Linked DNA regions of Homo sapiens: region 2 is linked to region 1. Evidence: read pairs that join two places in POLR2A ChIA-PET (ENCODE). Cell type or tissue: PC-9. All regions are shown on one strand. Links, peaks and the distances in the headings refer to the core of each region. The heading gives the core; the rest is flanking DNA.

Evidence for each region. ChIA-PET counts read pairs that join two places held together with the same protein. Peaks named below come from ENCODE experiments on the same cell type or tissue, not always from the same donor. Only the 100,000 strongest peaks of a DNase experiment are listed, where the experiment ranks them.
Region 2: POLR2A ChIA-PET joins it to region 1 with 6 read pairs; 2 of 35 experiments call an interaction of 5 or more read pairs at or near these places.

The regions. Positions count from the first base shown.
Region 1 is chr13:36,866,967-36,877,131 of GRCh38, forward strand. SMAD9 (SMAD family member 9) reads right to left here. Exons shown (of 7, transcript NM_001127217.3): 3 at 5,692-5,949; 4 at 307-417. Among named protein-coding and RNA genes, the nearest start is that of SMAD9, 48 kb to the right of the region's middle. In PC-9, for the core only: no CTCF peak of the experiment used is centred there; DNase peaks (open chromatin) are centred at 3,315 and 4,175; H3K27ac peaks cover 1,034 bases.
Region 2 is chr13:36,753,778-36,763,942 of GRCh38, forward strand. It overlaps LOC102723490 (a long non-coding RNA gene), which reads right to left. Exons shown (of 7, transcript XR_001749825.2): 2 at 1,379-1,610. Among named protein-coding and RNA genes, the nearest start is that of RFXAP, 60 kb to the right of the region's middle. RefSeq lists enhancers at 7,940-8,445, 8,446-8,950. In PC-9, for the core only: no CTCF peak of the experiment used is centred there; a DNase peak (open chromatin) is centred at 8,354; H3K27ac peaks cover 743 bases.

The DNA of each region.
Region 1 (10,165 bases), core at 1,148-9,147:
TAGAATAAAATCCCTAACTTCTTGAGTTCCCAACTCCATACTTAACATCAAGAACTACAAACTTCTAAATGCTGAGTTAAAATAAAAAGTTAACTTGTTCTAGTAATGATGATAAACAAAACATTAATTCTATTGTACTGAGGAATGTCAAAGTTAAAATGCAAAGCCATCCCATTTGCCTCTTAAAACACATGCAAAACAGCAGGCCAGTACATTTCTGGTTTTCTTTTTTGAGTTGCTTTGTTTGGGGGTAATAGGAAATACTTTTGGAAAATAGCTACATTTCACTGTTCATCTGCAATTTACCTCCATTTGGTATCGATAGCACTACATGTCTATCAGCTGTGGCATCTACAGGTTGGCCACTCTGGGTCTCAGAGGCTTCTGTGGCATGATAAGGCAGGGGTGGTGTGTCAACTAAAAGAAAGCAGTAGAACAAAGGAATTGTCAAATCGATAAACCACACAAAGACAGTTGGATCCGACATCTTTTGCCATTAAACTCCTGAGCTTGGTGGACAGTGCTACTCCTACAGAGAGACCATATTAATGTAACAAGGCTCTTCTGAAGTGACACTGTGAGTACCCTACAGAAGAAACTGGTTGTTCTGAGAGCCTCAGTAAAGGGTCAATTCATTTTCCCTCCGACTTTTGAGTTATCATTGAGTTCTAATGACTTCAGGGCAAGACTTTCAAATGCAGAACCTGTTCTCCTAGCTTTTCTCATAGCAGAATAGTCTGTGATCTGGCTTGCAAAACACAGAGAAAGCTAAACCTTCTTTGAAGTGAGCTTAATTTTCAGCTTCTATGTTGTCACAAATTGTACAATGGCCACGGGGACGCTCTATCCCTGAGATACTTCAAGATACCTGAAACGTAATTATAACCTTGTACCCAAGGCACGCTGAGAAGGGCCCTTCTACCCAAATGACAGTCCTGTGACTGGACAGTGATCATGGTTAGGCAAATGGGATGCATTCCGTGGATAATAATTCATAACACAGTAAAAACTCATGAGGCACAGGAAAAACTCTTTATGGAGGACCTCAGCACAAAACAACCAATTCCTTCAGTATGCATGTCTAATGTTAGTTCAGAATGGTCTTGTTAACATGCGTGGTGGAATACAACAGCGTAAAAGGTTGGATCAATCTGCCTTTGTTGTATCGAATTGTCCACACAAGTAGTTCTCACACTTAAGTGTACACAAAAATTGCCAGTGGAGCTTGCTAAAAATGCAGATTCCTGGCCCCATCCTTAGCAATTCCGATTCAATAGGTCAGTGGTTGAATGTAGCCATGTACATTTTAACATGCCCCAATGGCAATTCTAATGCAGGGTTCGTGGACCATACTAGGAAACCATGGGTAAGGTATTTCCTTGTGAGAAAATGGACTATGACTCCTATGACTTTGGTGAAAAAGTTATAAGGCAAGATGACCTTTTTGTAGGTCTTTGACTAAATATGTCTATTTACTCAAGAAGCAGAACAGGCTGAGCACAGTGGCTCACACCTGTAATCTTAGCATTTTGGAAGGCTGAAGTGGGAGGATCACCTGAGTCCAGGGGTTTGAGGCCAGCCTGGGCAACATGATGAGACCCCATCCTACCAAAAATTAAAAATTAGCTGGGCATGGTGGTGTACACCTGTAATCCTAGCTACTCAGAGGCTGAGGAGGATCACTTGAACCCAGGAGTTTGAAGTTACAGTGAGCTATGACTGTGCCCCCATACTCCAGCCTGGGTAACAAAACAAGGCCCTGTCTCTAAAAAATTAAAATTAAAAAAAGGGGGACTGAAAATAGAATTACCATATAATGTAGCACTTCCACTCCTAGGTATATACCCAAAGGAATTGAAAGCAGGGTGTTATTTACTAGAGCCAAAAGGTGGGAACAATCCAAATATCCAACAGCTAATGAATTGATTTTTTAAAATGTGGTATAGCCATACAATGAGATATCGTTCAGTCACAAAGATGAACTACCGATATATGCCACAACACAAACTGTGAAAATACTTGGCTAAGTGAAATAAAACATACACAAAGGGGCAAATATTGCATGAATCTAGTATATGAGGTACTTGCAATAGGCAAATTCAGAGAGACAGAAAGTAGATAGAGCTTACCAGGGGCTGGCAAAGTAGGGAAATACGGAGCTATTGTTAAATCAGTACGGAGTTTCCGTTTGGGGTGATGAAAAAATTTTTGAAAATAGATATGGTGATGGTTGCACAACATTATGAATGCACCTAATGCCATCAGATTGTACTTTTTTTTTTTTTTAATAGTCCTCACCAGGCTAGAGTGCAGTGGCACAATCTCAGCTCACTGCAGCCTCCGACTCCTGGATTCAAGCGATTCTCGTGCCTCAGTCTCCGGAGTAGCTGAATTACAGACATGCACCACCACGCCCAGCTAACTTTTGTATTTTTAGTAGAGACAGGGTTTCACCATGTTGGCCAGGCTGGTCTCAAACTGCTGACCTCAAGTGATCCGCCTGCCTAAGCCTCCCAAAGTGCTGGGATTACAGGCGGGAGCCACTGCACCCGGCTAGACTGTACTCTTAAAAATGGTTAAAATGGGCTGGGTGCAGTGGAGCATGCCTATAATCCCAGCACTTTCGGAGGCCGAGGCGGGTGGATCACCTGAGGTCAGGAGTTCATGACCAGCCTAACATGGTGAAACCCCGTCTCTACTAAATACAAAAAAATTAGCCGGGTGTGGTGGCACATGTCTGTAATCCGAGGTACTTGGAAGGCTGAGGCAGGAGAATGGCTTGTACCTGGGAGGTGGAGGTTGCAGTGAGCCGAGATTGTGCCATTGCACTCCAGCCTGGGCAACAAGAGCAAAACTCCATCTCAAAAAAAAAAAATGGTTAAACAAATTTTGTGTTAGATATATTTCACCACTACTTGAAAAAAATTAACATATGAGAAACCACTGAATTGTACATTTGAAATGGGTGGTTGTATGGTATGTGAATTATACCTCAATAGAGCTTTTTAAAAAATTTAGAGGCTGAACCAGTAAATCGCAAAGGTTCCTTTTACTCTTGTTTATCTACAGGTCTGTTACTCAGGTTGGCATTTTGCTGTTAATCATTCAGACAAGAATTATTTTCTTTGAAGTGAAAAGGGCTATGCCTTCTGTGAGAAACTAACCAGCTTCTGCATCACTGTTGGTGTCTGTCCTGCTTGGGTGGGAAGAGTAAAAAGAACATCAACCTGTCAGAGTAACCAGGGCAGGAATTCAAAGTCAGCACAGGAAGTCTTTGTAGCATAGAGGTGTGTTAGGTAAATATATATTTTGCAACACTATTATCCTCCTGTTCCTTAACCAAGGTTCTGTCCTCAAATGACTTCTCTTTCTGTTGTATTTCTTCTTTCTCAGTGAACTCAGCCACTTGCAAAACTTCAACCATCTGCTCCTACACTGAGTTAATGACTCTCAAGCTACCCTCCAGCATCTCTGCCTTCACCCTACAGTAAGTCCTGTTGGACCTCCCTCCCCCAATTCACTGCCCTCTTTCCAACCCCATATCCCTGTTTTAGTTCAACTCCTTATAATCACTTGCCTGGACTGCTACAGGCTACCTGTATGTGATGGCTCTCAATAGCTACTGACTCCTGAAGGTCAGAGACCACAGTAGTCCCCCCTTCTCCACCAGAGATACAGTCCGAGACCCCCAGTGGCTACCTGAAGTTGTGGCTAGTACAGAATACCACATATACTATGTTTTTTTTCCTATACATACCTGTGATAAAGTTTAATTTATAAATTAAACACAGTAAGAGATTAGGAACAGTAACTAATAATAAAGTAAAACAACTAGAACAATATGCCAGCATCACTACTCTTGCACTCTGTGGTCACTATTAAATCAGAGTGACCTCAACAGTAGATCTGATCACAGAGACAGCTACTAATTGACTCACAGGTGGATAGCATCTACAACGTGGATGCGCTGGGCAATGGAATGATTCAGAACCTGGATAGGATGGCACGAAGTTTCATCCCCACATACAATTTAAAATTTATGAACTGTTTATTTCTGGAATTTTCCATCCAGTATTTTCAGGCTGCAACTGACCTCTGGTAGCTGAAACCTCAGATAAGGGGGGACAACTACACCGTCTTAATCATCACTGCACCTCTAGCACTGGCCCAGTGCCAGACACTTAGCAGGTGCTCAGTCATCACTTACTGAGTCAATAAAACCTGTGCCTATGGTCTGGAGCTCCATGTCCATGTTCTAATGCCTGTGTGGGCTGGGTGCAGTGGCTCCTGCCTGTAATCTCAGCACTTTGGGAGGCCGAGGTGGGCAGATCACCTGAGGTCAGGAGTTCGAGACCAGCCTGGCCAACATGGTGAAACCCCGTCTCTACTAAAAATGCAAAAACTAGCTGGGCATGGTGGTACACCCCTGCAATCCCAGCTATTTGGGAGACTGAGGTGGGAGAATTGCTTGAACCTGGGAGGCAGAGACTGCAGTAAGCCAGGATCATGCCACTGCACTCCAACCTGGGTGACAGAGCAAGACTCCGTCTCAAAATAAAAAATAAAAAATAAAAATAAATAAACGCCTGTGTAGTAATTTATTTATTCAATAAGCAACTGATGAGCAACCACTGCATTTCAGGCTCTGTGCTAGACATAGAAAAAAGAAGGCTCGCTGTTCAATGGGGAAAATAGACACACAGGAATTATATAATATAGTGCAACAAATATAATAGATGCTTATGTAACTTGCTGAGGAGCAAAAGGAACTAAGTAACTGAGAGGTGAAGAGGCAATTCCCTCTTTATCTTCCCACATCGTAGGGACAATTTTTATTAACCTTTTAATTCCCCTTTCAGCAATCCTAAGGCAATGCTTGCATATAGTAAGAGTTTAATAAATATCCATTAAATAAATGATTATAGGAATAAATGAATGAGGCAGATTGTAACATCTGGCACCAAATGTATTTATGCATGCCTTTAGGAACTTGTCAGCTCCGCACAGTATTTATCTCACACTCACAAAGTGCATATGTATCTTTTATTCATTATCTCAACTTAGATCCACTTTACAGGTATGGTAGCAAGAGCAATTATGACAGCATGCTAGAGGCTCCCTTTCCCTTCCATATGCTTTCTCAATTCAGCAAACTGAAGAGCTCTATATTTAAGATGCTGTCCTGGCTTCACATGGCAGAAAGGGATAATGCACTGGCTGGAGCTGGGGCTTCACTTTCTGCCTCACTCAAAGGATGCAGGCATATGTTTTAGGCAAGGGCTTCCTTTGATTGTTGAAAGAGGCAACCAAGGTAAAGGCCTAGCATTGATCTTCCATGTTGCTTGTCCTCAGGCCAAGTCTTCTGCTTGGATTACAGAAGTCTTTTCATCTTATTTCTACTGCCTTAAAAAAAAAAATCCTTGGAAATTCCCAGGGATACTATTCAAATCCATTTAGTTTCTGAGAGCTTCCAGAGCATTAGAACTAAAACTAGAGGAAAAACATGTTCTATCTCCAGGGTAACTGCTTCAAAATAGGTATAGTCCTAATCATTTTAAGGCTGATTGCTTTGTAAACTGTTTATACTATATGAATGACAGTTACAATGACTGTCATTGTGACTGTTCATCATAAATCATGATGTTGGGCTTATTTTCCCGTATTTCCCCACAGACCATAGTTCTTACTGACCTGAGTGTTGATAGGGACTCTCTGGCTCAGAAGGACTTCCTGGGGAGTGAGGGTAGCTGGCCGTGCACGGGGACTGGGAGAACGCGTGGCTGGGTGAGGGAGGGAGTGCAGAGCACGGAGGCTGCTGGAAAGAGTCAGGATAGGTGGCGTTGTGTGGCATGAGTGGCTCACTGTGCAGGGAGGCGCTGCGGAACTTGGCCAGGAGGCTGAGCTGGGGGTTATATTCACTGTGTCTTGGCACGAGCACAGGAGGCAGTACTAGGATCAGAAAGGAACAAGGCAGTTAGAATTGAACATTGCTCATCAGTACACAACAGAGTGGATACTTGCTGTTCTTATCTATTTTTTGTTTATGATAGAGCTGTTTTTCCCCTTGGGAACTACTCCCATTAGTCTTTGTGCTCATCATAAAACTGTCGATTAAGTCCCCATCTCCACCTAAGAAGCAAGCATGTGAGTAAGCTAAGGTAACAGTCTTCTCCTTGTAACCGGAATCTTAAGCAGAATGTCATAATTCACAAAAGCATTTGGAGAAGGATCTTTCTAGTGTCAGCACTCTAAAGAGACCTGCTCTTTATTCCTACCTTGGAAATGACCAGAGCTGTCCTAATACCTGGCCTTCTGGCAACCTGATTGTTACGTCTTTCTTTAATTCTGCCAAATAAGTCTTTTTTTCCCCCAAGGCAAAATCAGTTTCTCTTGCTTGCAATGAAACCCTAAGTGATCCCCAGAATATTTTTCCTTCAGAGATCATGTTGAATTATTTAGATGACCAGACTCAATTTCAGGTTCAGTAGTGCCACTGAAATAAAAACATTCTATGTGTCCTTAATGGAAAGATTTCAAGGTGAGTAATTAAAAGTTATTAAGTAAAACACAAACGGTGAATAATAATAAAAGTGACTAAGTAAAAGATGAGCAGCAGCAGGGCACAGTGGCTCACGCCTGTAATACCAGCACTTTGAGAGGCCGAGGCAGCCAGATCACCTGAGATCAGGAGTTTGAGACCAGCCTAGCCAACGTGGTGAAACCCCGTCTCTATTAAAAATACAACAATTAGCCGGGTGTGGTGGCGGGCACCTGTAATCCCAGCTATTCAGGAGGCTGAGGCAGGAGAATCGCTTGAATCTGGGAGGTGGAAGTTGCAGTGAGCCGAGATCATACCATTGCACTCCAGCCTGGGTGACAAGAGTGAAACTCTGTCTCAAAAAAATAAAATAAGCAGCAATAACAAAACATAAATGATGTTTGTTCATTTACTATGCTTTTCTGGGTTTCATTTTTTAAAAAGAATGTTACTGTTCTTGATTCTGATTATACACAAAATTTCAGAATAAATTCAAATTCTTAAGGGCAAGCTTTGCCCAGGCCCTCACGTCCTACCGACTCCTAGAAGGTTACAATGCCTGGCATAAAGTAGCTACTCCAAAACTGTTGTTGAAGAGCCATCTGTGACCAACATAAGTTCCAGACAGGGAAGCAAAGAAAATACAAGGGGGAAGTGGTCTAAGAAATAACAAAGGAAAACCTCAAAGAGCTACAAAGGACCTACGTCTTCATGTTGAAAAGAGCCACAGAGTGTGCAGAGCTCAATTAATGAAGAAAAGATCCAGACCTAGTCTTTCCATCTTGAATTTCAAACACTGCGGGATAACTGGAATATTCCAAAAGCTCCTAGAGGATCACCGCAAAGTCACCTACAAAGAAATGAGAATCAACCGACCTCAACTTCCCACTCTAACCCTGGCTACTAGAAGTCAACAGACCAATGCCCTTCTGAGGACAAATAATTCTTACCCCCGAATTCCACAATGGAAACCACTGGAATAACCAAAAACAAATACAAACTATGAACTAAAATATAGATATCAAGGATGAGAAGAGGAGGAAGGAAGAAGATGAAAACATAAGTGAGTGAGGCTGGGCATGGTGGCTCACACCTGTAATCCCAGCACTTTGGAAGGCCAAGGCAGGTGGATCACGAGGTCAGGAGATCGAGACCATCCTGGCTAACACAGTGAAACCCCGTCTCTACTAAAAATACAAAAAATTAGCCGGGCGTGGTTGCGGGTGCCTGTAGTCCCAGCTACTTGGGGGGGCTGAGGTAGGAGAATGGCGTGAACCCAGGAGGCGGAGCTTGCAGTGAGCCAAGATCGCACCACTGCACTCCAGCCTGGGCAGAGCAAGACTCCGTCCCAAAAAAAAAAAAAAAAAAAAAAAAATACATATATATATATGTATATGTATGTATGTATGTATGTGAGTGAAATCCTCATCTTTTATGGTAGAGAGTCAATGACATTATCTAAAAGGTGATAAATTTGGAAATAGATATGTAAGCATATTATATATTATCTAGAGTTACTGTCATAATTCTTAGTAATAATAGAGAGAAATATGAAAGAACTAAGCAAGAATTATTTAGAAGAGTTTGTCTCCGGGTATAAATAGGACAGATCTTGGTTCTAATCACACCACTGATTTGTCAACCACAGGCAAGTATTAATAAAAACTCATAAAAAGTAAATGTTCTAAAACTGCTCTAAAAAATAAAGTCTTAAAAAAAGGTAAATGTTTTGGAATAAACAGACAATTACAATAACAATGACATTAACCCCGAAGTCTGCCATCTGCCTTTGACACCATACATCTATCTCTTTCTTAACAAACAATAATTTTCAGTTATATGGACAGAAAATAAACTAAGAAGGGTAAATAAAAGGTTTTAAACTAAAACTGCTACAGGTGAGGGTGGCAGAGAAACAAATAATTTCTTCCCCTTTTCTAAGCTATTGTATACGTATGCTGCCTTATGACACCAGAGAACAAACATTCAACATCACCATCAAACAGTGACATGGATCATAAACCATTAAATTCCCCTTAATGTATTCATATTCCACAACTATGCAGGAAAAAAAAAGATTATGTGCCTCATGAATAGTCTGAAGTGAGGAGTTGACACAGCGAATGTGTATGGCTTCTTTGTCAATGACCCTTCATCAAAATGTTAACGATGTTCAAGTAAACACTCACTTCTTTATGAAGAAGAATTTGAATCATCTCTGTGACTTCAGTTTTAATGTAAAATATCTACGGTATATTCCTAACACTGATAAAAATATAATGCCTCCTATCCATCTGAATGTAGAGACTTCTATTTCTTCATGGCCTGTAGATCTGAGGCACCAAGAGAAAAGAAAGGATACATTTCCCTTTATCATAACAACTATCTTGATAATATATTTTTACCATCTGGGTAAAATCAAAGCCAGTGGATGTTTGCAAAGAAAACTGATAGTTTCATCCTAGTTGTTATTTGACCTGACTGGCTCCGTTGCCTTAAATGTGCACTGATCATATTTTTAAATACTTTCACTCACAACACAGCTATCCCTAATTACTTAATTCCACTTCCACATCTCAACTGCTGCTTGTAAATATGACAGTGCGCTTACAGACACTCATGCCTATCTTATGCCACTTTTAAACACCATGCTATCTTTACATCTCAGTGTCACACGGGGGGAGACAGCGGAAGGAGTTACAGGGCACATGGGCATGCAAAGCAGAGCTGGAAAAAAAACACTTCTGTCTTTTTAAAAAAAGTCATGTGGTTTTGATATAATATGAATATTTTATATAAAAAAGAAATTACACTCCTGAAATAACCTCCAGCCAAATGGAGTAAAATCATCATGTACCACAACAACAGTCTTGCATGGCTTCCACCAGAACTGTGCCAGGTAAAGTGTGTCTGAGGACTGGGGACCCTTCACCAACTGTTGGGTACGAGTCTGTGAAGAAATTAGTACTTAGAAACTTTTCACAGCAATTTGACAGAGTTTCTAGTTTACACTTGTTTAAATAATTTTTAAAATTGGGCTTATATTTTCTAAGTCTTTTTAAAATTTCATTTGCCTAGTAATTTGTCTGTACTATAAAAGTGTTCGTTTGAAGGACTGGAAATTAAAAAAATAAAAACTGATCCCTCACCACACATAACTTGGAAAGCACTGAAGTCAATTATTGAAGTGGATGTGTGAATGAAAAGAAAATGGGAATGCAGCCTTCAATGTATCTAAAATGGATGGCTAAAAAATGAGATTTCAAAGGCAAAACTTAAGCTTTATGATAAATAGGAACTCAGCAAACTTGTTTAACATTAACATTTTTATTATTCCTAAAATATTTACTTTAAATATGGATAGCTAACTAGATATAAAATCTACTTTTTCTATTAAAAAAACACAAGTAAGAAAAACCTCTGTAACTTAAATATTACCTTAAATTAATATAATCGTTACCCATCTTTCCTTCTGGAAATTCACACCTAAATTATGATAAAATGAAATATATTTACCATATGTAAAACACTCACACTATCATTCCTAAAAGAATCTTACAGAACATGAAAAACTAAAGGCCAGGTATGGTGGCTCATGCCTGTAATCCCAGCACTTTGGGAGGACGA
Region 2 (10,165 bases), core at 1,011-9,010, 110 kb before region 1:
CCCTGCAGAGATTTTTTATGGATGAGTTATGCAGATTCAACCTGATTAGTTCACTGATGCTTAGCAGAGGTTACAGATGCTCCATGGAGTCAGCCATTGCCATGATTTGCATAGAGGCACAAGATCATCTGGGAGCTGAAGACTGGTATCTGACAATCATGCACTGGTTTATTTACATCAAGAAGGCAATTTAGAAGAGATTCTTTTTTTTTTCCTCTCTCCCTCTCTCTCTCTCTTTCTCTCCATCTAAAAACCCTCAAAAAAAAGACAGAAACTATCTTGACCCAAGCCTTACCTTCGCATCACTCTCTTCTCTCTCCTGTAACTTCAACCTCTCCCTTTTTGCTCGCTCTTTTCTATTAGCCTATAACATGTACATGTCTCTGCCATCTTAAAAAAGTAATTAACAGAAAACAAAGAAAACCCTTTTCAAATTCTGCCTATCCATTTGGCGGCAAGTTTCTCAGTTTCTCACCCTCTTCCTTCACGTTCAACTCACTGAAAAAGTAGTGCCTTCCCACGGCTGTCTTCACTTTTATACTTTGTTTTCATTCTCCAACCTATTATAATCTGGCTTCTGCTCCAATTCAGCTCTGATATTCCTCATGCTAAGATCACTAACAGCTACATAGGGGCTTTACTTAAGCTTTTACCTAGTTTGACCTCTTTGGTGCACCTGACGCCATTGATAACTCCCTCTCTTCTTGAAGTTCTTTATTCCCTTGGTCTCTACACTCCATTTCTCCCGCTGCAACTCAGAATCAGTCTCTTCCTCTGTCACCTCTTGGTCTGTTCTCCCCTTAAACATTGGTGAGCCCCAGGCTTCCAGCATGAGGCAGCTGCGCTGCATGCCTTGCCTGGGCGATTTTATCCTTGATCACAGCTTCCCCTTATGGCTGAGAATTCAAAATCTATATCAGCTCTTTAAACTTTCTCCTCAGCTTTAGAACGGCACCTCCTACACCTCACATGGAAGTTCCAATGATACCTCAAACTCAATGTGACCAAAAAGGTTTTACTTCAAAGTAGAAAAGTTTTTCCTTCTGTGTCCTTTATCCTCTCAGTTTTTCCAAACAGTAATCAACGAATCAGCTTTGTCTCCTTCTCCCCAGTGACTGACCTTGATATCACTAAGTCCTGTAAATTTACAGGACTACCCTACCCCTACCATACGTGTCCCTTTCTCTCTATTTTCATTGTCACTGCTGCAGTTCATATGCTTATTGTCTCTTGCCTGATATTTATTTCCTAACTAGGCTCCCTGTCATATTTGCTCTCTGCCAGTTCATTTATCTTACTTCAGCCAGAGTGATCTGACTGAAGTTGCAAGTGTCAATCTGTCATTGAAACCTCTCCATATTGGGCATTTCATATGTACCTCCTCAGACTCTTTCAGCCTCCGTCTCCTAGGCCTCTGCCACTTGCTCTGTCTCAGCCATTAGCACTTCAAACATCTCCATGCACACCTGTAGAGATCTCCAAGCCAAGGCCTGGAGCTTCTGGCCCCTCTCCACTGCTTCCAGACTCAAACGAAGCCCCATGTCCAGACCCTCGGAGAAGCAAGTGCCAAGGTGAAATTGGACATGCAAGCCCGTGATGCAGATCTGCCCCTGATTGAAAGAGAAAGAGAAAAAGAAAGAAGGGAGGGTGAGTGCAAGCATCTTAGGCTGCGGTGCAATTCTAAGGGAAGTTTGGCAGGGTCATTGGAAAGTTCCCAAGCTAAAGTCTCCTGTCTCTTAGGAACAGACCTGCTTTAGTATCTCTGCTCTGTTCAGTCACTGAGAGCAGGCAGAAGGAAGCATGGTCTCTACGGTGTTGCATATTTTCAGATCATCAAGTCAGACTGTTAGCCAGACATGGCGGCAACCCACCAGATGACAGAACTGGCACACATAAAAGGGGGCTGGACCAGGTCCAAAATTATGAGTAAATTACCATTAACTGCTGATCAGACTGCATACGAACTACTTCTACTGCACCAGCGCCTCACCTTCAACCCATGGGTTTCTGCTGACCAACTCACAGAGGAAGAAAAGGCAAGCCTGGCTCACAGGTACAGAGTACTATGCTGGTGTGCTAAAAATTGACAGTTGTTGTATTATATCCTCAGTTGTAAGAGACCCTGAAAGATGTTCTGGTGAGATGACCCTGAATGGTCTCCTCATCTAGCCCATTGCTTGTGCAATGGGTCCATGAACAGAGTGGCCAAGATGGAAGGAATGAAGACCAGCCTGGGCCTAATAACCAGGGCTTCTTGGCATTATGGCCACTTAGCAGTGGCCAGTGTGCCAACTGAAGGGACTGAAGCTGTGCCCTCAACCCCACACCATTCTTTGAGGTATCTGCCAACTACCTACCTAGTGGCAAGTCAATTATATCAGGCCACTTACACACTGGAGCGGACAGTGAGCATTAATTCATTCTGAAATTGATACATACTCTGAATGTTGGATTGCCTTTCCTAGCTGCAGTGTCTCTATTAGCACCCCCGCCAAAGCACTTATAGAATGCTTTATCATTCAACATGTTTTCCACACAGTGTTCCCTTCAGCGGTGCAATTTTCTACAGCAAAGGTGCTGCAAAAATGGACTTCAGACCAGGAAACTCCCTAATAATACCATGTATGCCATCATCTGGAAACAGTCAGCCCATAAAATGATGAACAGCCTGTTGAAGGCTCAGCTGTGGGTCTGACGTCTTGCAGCGTCTGACACCTTTGTTGTCTTTGAGGAGTGACATATGGACTAAATCAACAGCTGATAATATAGTACTTTACCTCCAATACTAAGAATATTAGGTCCAGGAAGCGAGGGAAGTAGAAGTGACCCCACCTCACCATCAAACACAAGGGCCCATTTACAGCAATTGTGTTTCTCCTCCCTACAATCTAAGATCCTGCCCAATTAGAGGTCCTGGTTCTCAGGGAAAGAACACGTCTGCCAGTGTATCTAAGAGTTGCATTGAACTTGAACTTGTGACTACCACCTGTTCACTTTGGGCTTTCATGATAGTAGTTCAACTGGCAAGGAAATGATTTGCTGTTTTATTGAAATAATTAAGGAGTTGGTGTTACCACCACAGAATGGAGTCACAGAGGATGACGACTGAAACCACCTAGGGGAATCACCGGGTCTCTCTCAGTACTTCCATGCCCCCTGATAATGGTGAATGGAAAAATGCAGCAATCACAGCCTAAAATATACAGGACAAATAAAGCATCAGACCACTTGAAGTTCTGAATCACTGCACCAGGAAAGCAAATTAGACCACCTGAGAGTTGTCTAATGCAGGAAATACAGAATGGGTAATAGAGGAGAGAAGGTATAAATGCCAATTAGAGTCTCAGGACCAGTCCCAATGCAGAAATTGTAGCTTATTTCACTATCTTGCCTTAAGTATTTTAGGAAATCACAACTAGTAACTATCTTGAGGAGACTCTGTGACTGACTGACTGACTTGTACCTCCCCTCTTTGAGAAGCAATGAGACTGATGTGATCTTTACAAATTACATGAATGCATTAAATAATCACAAGTACCCCAAAACTATGTACTCTACTATACATCAGTTTAAAATATATGGTAGGCTCTTTTTTTATTTATTTATTTATTTAGATGGACTCTGGCTCTGTTGCCCAGGCTGGAGTGCAGTGGCAGTATCTCTGCTCACTGTGACCTCCTCCTCCCGGGTTCAAGTGATTGTTCTGCCTCAGCCTCCTGAGTAGCTGGGATTACAGGCACACACTACCACACTCAGCTAATTTTTGGATTTTTAGTAGAAATGGGGTTTCACCATGTTGACCAGGCTGGTCTCGACCACCTGACCTCAAGGGATTTGCCCATCTCAGCCTCCCAAAGTGCTGGGATTACAGGTGGGAGCCACCACACCCAGCCAAAAAAATATAGTAGACTCTTTTACAATACTTTGCAACAGAATAGAGAATAATCTTTTGAATGACACAGGTCTTTTTGGCTATTTGTGGCAATGTATGCTGAATATTTGCTTAGTATAAAGGCATTATATATATTTATTATACAATACATCATGCTCCAAATGTGCTGTCTTTGTCTGTGATGACAAGTGTTTGGAAGATGTTTTCAAATATAGAAACACCCTTAATCACTTCCTTCAGGGTAAAGCCACCATTTTAATAATGAATGAGAAAATAACTGCTTGTTGGAAGAATCAAACTATGGGGAGAATATTTTGAAAAATGGATGTGTGGAATTATTTCCATCATTGTATGATCATACAACTGAAAATAATGTATGCCACCTGTAACAACTCTCCTATATGATTGCTTCTTAAAAGTTGAAAATAAATGTTTCAAACCAGTTTTTAAATCTTCCACATATGGAATTTCAGTGAGTCTGGACCCATCTGTAAAAATATATCAAATGCTGGTCCTTTTGATGACTTTGTACAAACAACTGATGGATATCAGGGAAGATGGACACCAACCAGATATTCTGCTAGAACCTGGAGATTTTTCTTAACATCTATCCTGTTCTTCTCAAGCTTTCCTAATTCTGTCCTAATTCTGTCTTCTCTGTAGAAAAGACAGCAATATAATGGACAGTCTATACTCTGCTCTTATAAGCTCAAGTAATTTTAGTACAAATTCCAAGGACAGAAATAAAGAGATTAGTCTAAGTTTAAACTCTGCTACTAATTAGCCATGTGCCAAGCAAGTCATTCTGGTGAGAGGGGGTTCAAGTTCTGTCACTAAACAATCATGACATTGTATGACTTCACAGCAGCTGCCAAATTTGCAAATGCAAGATGGGACTGCTGCCAACTGATAAGCCCACTTCAGAGAAGGCAGCAGGAAAACCCATGCCACCTTTCCAAAGAACGCAAAAGGAGCTACATTCATATGACCCTCCCTTGACATTTGGGGGTAGAAGAGAAGGAGGGTCTGTCCCTGTGTGTCACACCACTCAGGAGTGATGGTCAGGCTCAAGGAAGTGTCTTTGGATTTGCTGAGCCACAATCCAAAGCCTAATTATGATGCATTACAATAATCAAACTCTTTTTTGCCTGTTTGGTTTTCTTCCCCAAGTCTCTATGTTTAGGATCTTATTTGAATTGAAATCTTTGGAATTAAATGTTATAGACAGTGATACATACAATATGGGATAGTTCTTGTAAAATATAATGAACTGTAAAACCTTGTCATGATTTCAGCTTAAAATATTATTCTATGCCAGGGCAAATGTCAAAGACAATCATCTCCTTTTATTAAGCATTACCTAGAAGATGGATAATATTTAATATGTGTGATGACAAATCTACAAAGAAAAAGAAACACCAAAAGACTGTTCTCAGACTCTGTGATGTTCCACTGTTTAAACACACAGATATCTGTGATATCACAATGTTTAAACAAAATAAAATACCATTTCATATGTAAAGCAAGAATGCTAATCTCCAGATATAGAAGTTATAGGAATTCTTCCTTAAAAAAAAGAAGGTATTCCAAAAGTAAATTCTTATATTAATATTAATTCATTTACTTTTAAAAAGTCAATGTCAGCAGCTGTGCTTGCTAAGATACAAAATTTAAAACCACAGCGAGGAGATAAAATGTAATGGGAATGAATGGGAAAACCCTTGTTTGCCAATATTTTAAAGTCTCCTCTCTAGAAAGTAACTTCCTGGAGGCAGAACTATATTGCTTTTACTCATTTTTGCATCCCCAGAACTTTTCAACCACGCCTGGGACATAATAGTTATTTTATAAGTACTTGTTCAATGGATAAATAAATGAATGAAGTTAGGCAGCCATTAAATTTATTTCAAAGGGGAATTACCAAAAGCAGGCCACACAATTGTTTAGTGACAGAGATAAACTCGCTTTCAATGGAATGATTTGCTTGGCATATGGCTAGTTAGTAGCAGAGTTTAAGTTTATACTAATCTCTTCATTTCTGTCCTCTGGAATTTGTACTAAAATTACCTGGGCTGGCTGGGTGCCGTGACTCATGCCTGCAATCTCAGTACTTTGGGAGGCCAAGGTGGGTGGATCACTTGAGGTCAGGAGTTCAAGACCAGCCTGGCCAACATGGCAAAACCCTGTCTCTACTAAAAATAAAAATTAAAAAATTAGCTGGGCCTGGTGGTACACACCTGTAATCCCACCTACTTGGGAGGCTGAGGCATGAGAATCGCTTGAAACTGGGAAGCAGAGGTTGCAGTGAGCCAAGATCACACCACTGCATTCCAGCCTGGGCAACAGAGCGAGGTTATCTCAAAACAAAAACAAACAAACAAAATTACCTGAGCGTACAAGAGCAGAGATTGTCCTTATACTGCTGTGATGAGCTCTTCTCTAGCTACCTTCCAACAGCTGCAATAGGAAATAGGAAAGCCAAGGTTGAACACCTCAAGCTTCTTAAGCCCACCAGGAAGAAAAGAAGAGGGCAAAGCTTAAATGGAAGAGGGAGCAGATATTGGAAGAGGAAGGAAGAGGAGGAGAGGGGTCCAAGATCATTCTAATGTGACGAGAGGATTGGACACAAGTTTCACAATTTGCTTCATTTCCTTTGAATTAATGTTCTCTGGGACCCTTCTCAGTACTAACTTTCAATACCAAAGAACTAAATAAAATCCTAAATGTCAAAAAAAACCTAATTGTTTTCTACAGACAATGTCTATCATATGATTGAGCCTAAAGGAGATGCACAGCTTAAACACCAAGCTGAAAATAACATCCCATATGAATTAGGTGTTTTTCTTTTTCCCAACTACATACTTCTTGACTAACAGATATAGTACATTCCACATCTTACTGAAAAGACTAGATGATTTTTACTTTACTGGAAAAAAATTAAACGAAAGTTTCAATTTTTATTCAAAGGCATGTGAGGGGGGAAGGAAACCAATTGTAAAACACAGATAATATTTAAACCTTAAAGAAAATTGGAATATTTTATTTGTTTTTCAATAAATTATAAAAAGAGATGATTTAATGAGAAAGCAGTTGTTAGTACACATGGTAGAAAAGCAATACGCTCTTTAGCTTTAGTAGAGCTAATGATGTAATTGTCATCAGCAGATTACCCAAACCCAGAGCTGTAGGATTTCCTAGTTCAGTCATGAAAATAAGCAGGGTTCAGGCATCAGGGAAGAATGTAGGAGCATTGCCCTTTTATGTCATGGTTTTTTTATTCTTCATAGTAATTTTTATGGGCTGGGGGAGGTGGAAAGGCTGTAAGTTGTTGACACAAAAGCCAAACTCTGTAAAATATTTAGAGAGATCTATTCTGAGCCAAATGTGAGCACCATGACCCATGACACAGCCTCAGGAGGTCCTGAAAATATGTGCCCCCAAGGTGGTTGGCTTACAGCTTGGTTTTATGTATTTTAGGGAGACATAAGGCATCCGTCAATACATGTAAGATATAGATTGGTTTGGTCCAGAAAGGCAAGACAACTCGCAGTGGGGGCTTCCAGGTCATAGGTGGTTTCAAAGTTTTTCTAATTAGCAATTGGTTGAACAAGTTAAGTTATTGTCTAAAGACCTGTAATCAATAGAAAGAAGTGTCTGGGTTAAGATAAGGGGCTGTGGAGACCAAAGGTCTTATTATGTAGATGAAATCTGATAGGTGGCCACCCTTAGAGGCAATAGATGACAAATGTTTCCTATTCAGACCCTTAAAAGGTATTAGACTGCCAGCTAATCTCTTCAGGATCAGAAAAAGACCTATAGAGAAAAATGGATTCTCTACAGAATGTAAGTTTTCCCCACAAGAGACAGCTTTGCAGGGCCATTTCAAAATATGACAAAGGATTATATTTGGGACAAAATACTTTGATTTCTTTCAGAGCCTGCTATCTGTCCTGTGATGCTCTACTAGAGTCAGATTGGAATTTGGTATCTATTTGGTATCTTATTGCTACAAAGAGTCTGTTTGTCAGTCTTAAGATCTTTTTTTTTTTTTTTTTTTTTTTTGAGACAGAGTCTCGCTCTGTTGCCCAGGCTGGAGTGCAGTGGCACTATCTCGGCTCACTGCAACCTCTGCCTTCTAGGTTCAAGTGATTCTCCCGCCTCAGTCTCCTGAGTAGCTAGGATTACAGGCACGCGCCACCACACCCCGCTAATTTTTTGTATTTTTAGTAGAAACGGGGTTTCACCATGATGGCCAGGCTGATCTCGAACTCCTGACCTCAAGTGATCCACCCGCCTTAGCCTCCCAAAGTGCTGGTATAACAGGTGTGAGCCACTGTGCCCTGCCAAGATCTCTATTTTTATGTTAATGCTGGTCAGTTGTGCCTGAATTCCAAAGGGAGGAGGGCATAGTGAGGCAAGTCCACCTCCTCTTCCTGTCATGTCTTGAACTAGATTTTCAGGTTTCTTTGGAATCTCCTTGGCCATAGTGAAGCAGCTTTGTTGTCTGGGGTAAATACCAGGGGTTCATAGCTTCACGACAAGAAAATTTAGGGCACAGACACACACACAAGGGATTTAGGAGCAGAGGTTTAATAGGCAGAAGAAAGAGAAGGAAAACAGCTCTCTCTCTAGTGAGAGACAGGGTTCCCAGAGGAAAAGGCCACCAGCCAAGGAGTTCACCAGATTTTATAGGCAGGCTTGAGGAGGCAGTGTCTGATTTACATAGGGCCCACAGATTGGTTCAATCAGGTGTGACATTTACATAGCACATGGGAAAGACTGGCCACTCCACCCTAATCTTATTATGCAAATGGACTTCCCCCAGCCAGTGCCACCTTGTCTGCTCCTTATTATACACGTGGCTGACAAAGAAAAGGGAAGATGGAGCCGCCATTTTGAACATGATTGGCACAACTGCCAGCATCTATGTCTGCAGCTCGATTTTACAGGCTGCTCTTAGTTAAAAAGGAAAATGTTTTTGGGCTGCTTTTCATTAAAAGGAAAACCTTACCGAGGACTTCCATAGCGTCACTATCTGCCTAAGTAATTTCTTTTTAACTCCCATATCAATAGGAGGGGTTCATTCAGTTGGTTGGAGGGCTTAGAATTTATTTTTGGTACAAAGTGAAAATGAGAGTTACTTCCAGGGAAATGGCTTGTTGCACGCTCAATAGAAAATCCAGTGCCCCTCTCTCAAAATCTATGCAATAATGTTTATTGGTGTTTTCTCCACCTGGGGTAGATGGCTCTTAACTCTCTCTCTGTTTTTTGGAGACGGAGTCTTACTCTATCACCCAGGCTGGAGTGCAGTGGTGTGATCTTGACTCACTGCAACCTCCACCTCCTGAGTTCAAGCAATTCTCCTGCCTTAGTCTCCCGCCTGAGTAGCTGGGACTACAGTGTGCACCACCACACCTGGCTAATTTTTGTAGTTTTAGTAGAGATGGGGTTTCACCATGTTGGCCAGGCTGGTATCGAACTCCTGACCTCCAGTGATCTGCCTGCGTCAGCCTCCCAAAGTGCTGGGATTACAGGAGTGATCTTACTCTCTTTTTACAGCAAAGACTATTACACTGTCCAATCATTTCCAAGTTATATCCCTTGAGAATTACAAAGAATGTTAATAGATGCTACTAGAAAAACAAAACTTGTTATTAAAAAGCTTGAGAGTCTTAAAGAAAAATGTAAAACACTTTAGGATATTTCAGGGTTATGACACGAAATCCTGATTTGGGTTTATAATCTGGCTGCTGCCTGAATCTGTAGCCTGTCCCTGAATTCCTCCCATTTAAACTTCCAGAACCCATCAGCTCTCAGCACCTTCAAGTTGGCGCCTCCCTGCACACTGGCCTGGCTGCTGTCACTCTGCCAAGTCCCACCCAGGTTCTGCATGTCTGTGCTTCCACCATAGCTCAGTTCTCCTGACTCTTCACTTCTGTCCCTCACATGCCTCACGCTACTACTATAGAAATGTTTGTTGAAGAAATGGATGAATGAATGAAGCCTTTCACCTAACAGAAGGATGGGGATGAGGAAGGCAGGGTCTTAATATCAATGGAATATTAAAGAAAAACTCTTAACTATGCTCTTCAGCTCTTGGTTTTTCATGTGATACATTATGCATCCTGATTAAATCACTAAGGAACAGGCCAAAACCCTACCTGCTTATGGTAAAGAGAAAATTTTACTTTTATTTTTAACTCTATTAGACATGTAAATATCCTACAGCATAAAATCTATACAAATATATTCTTCCTCCCACCTGTGACTCGT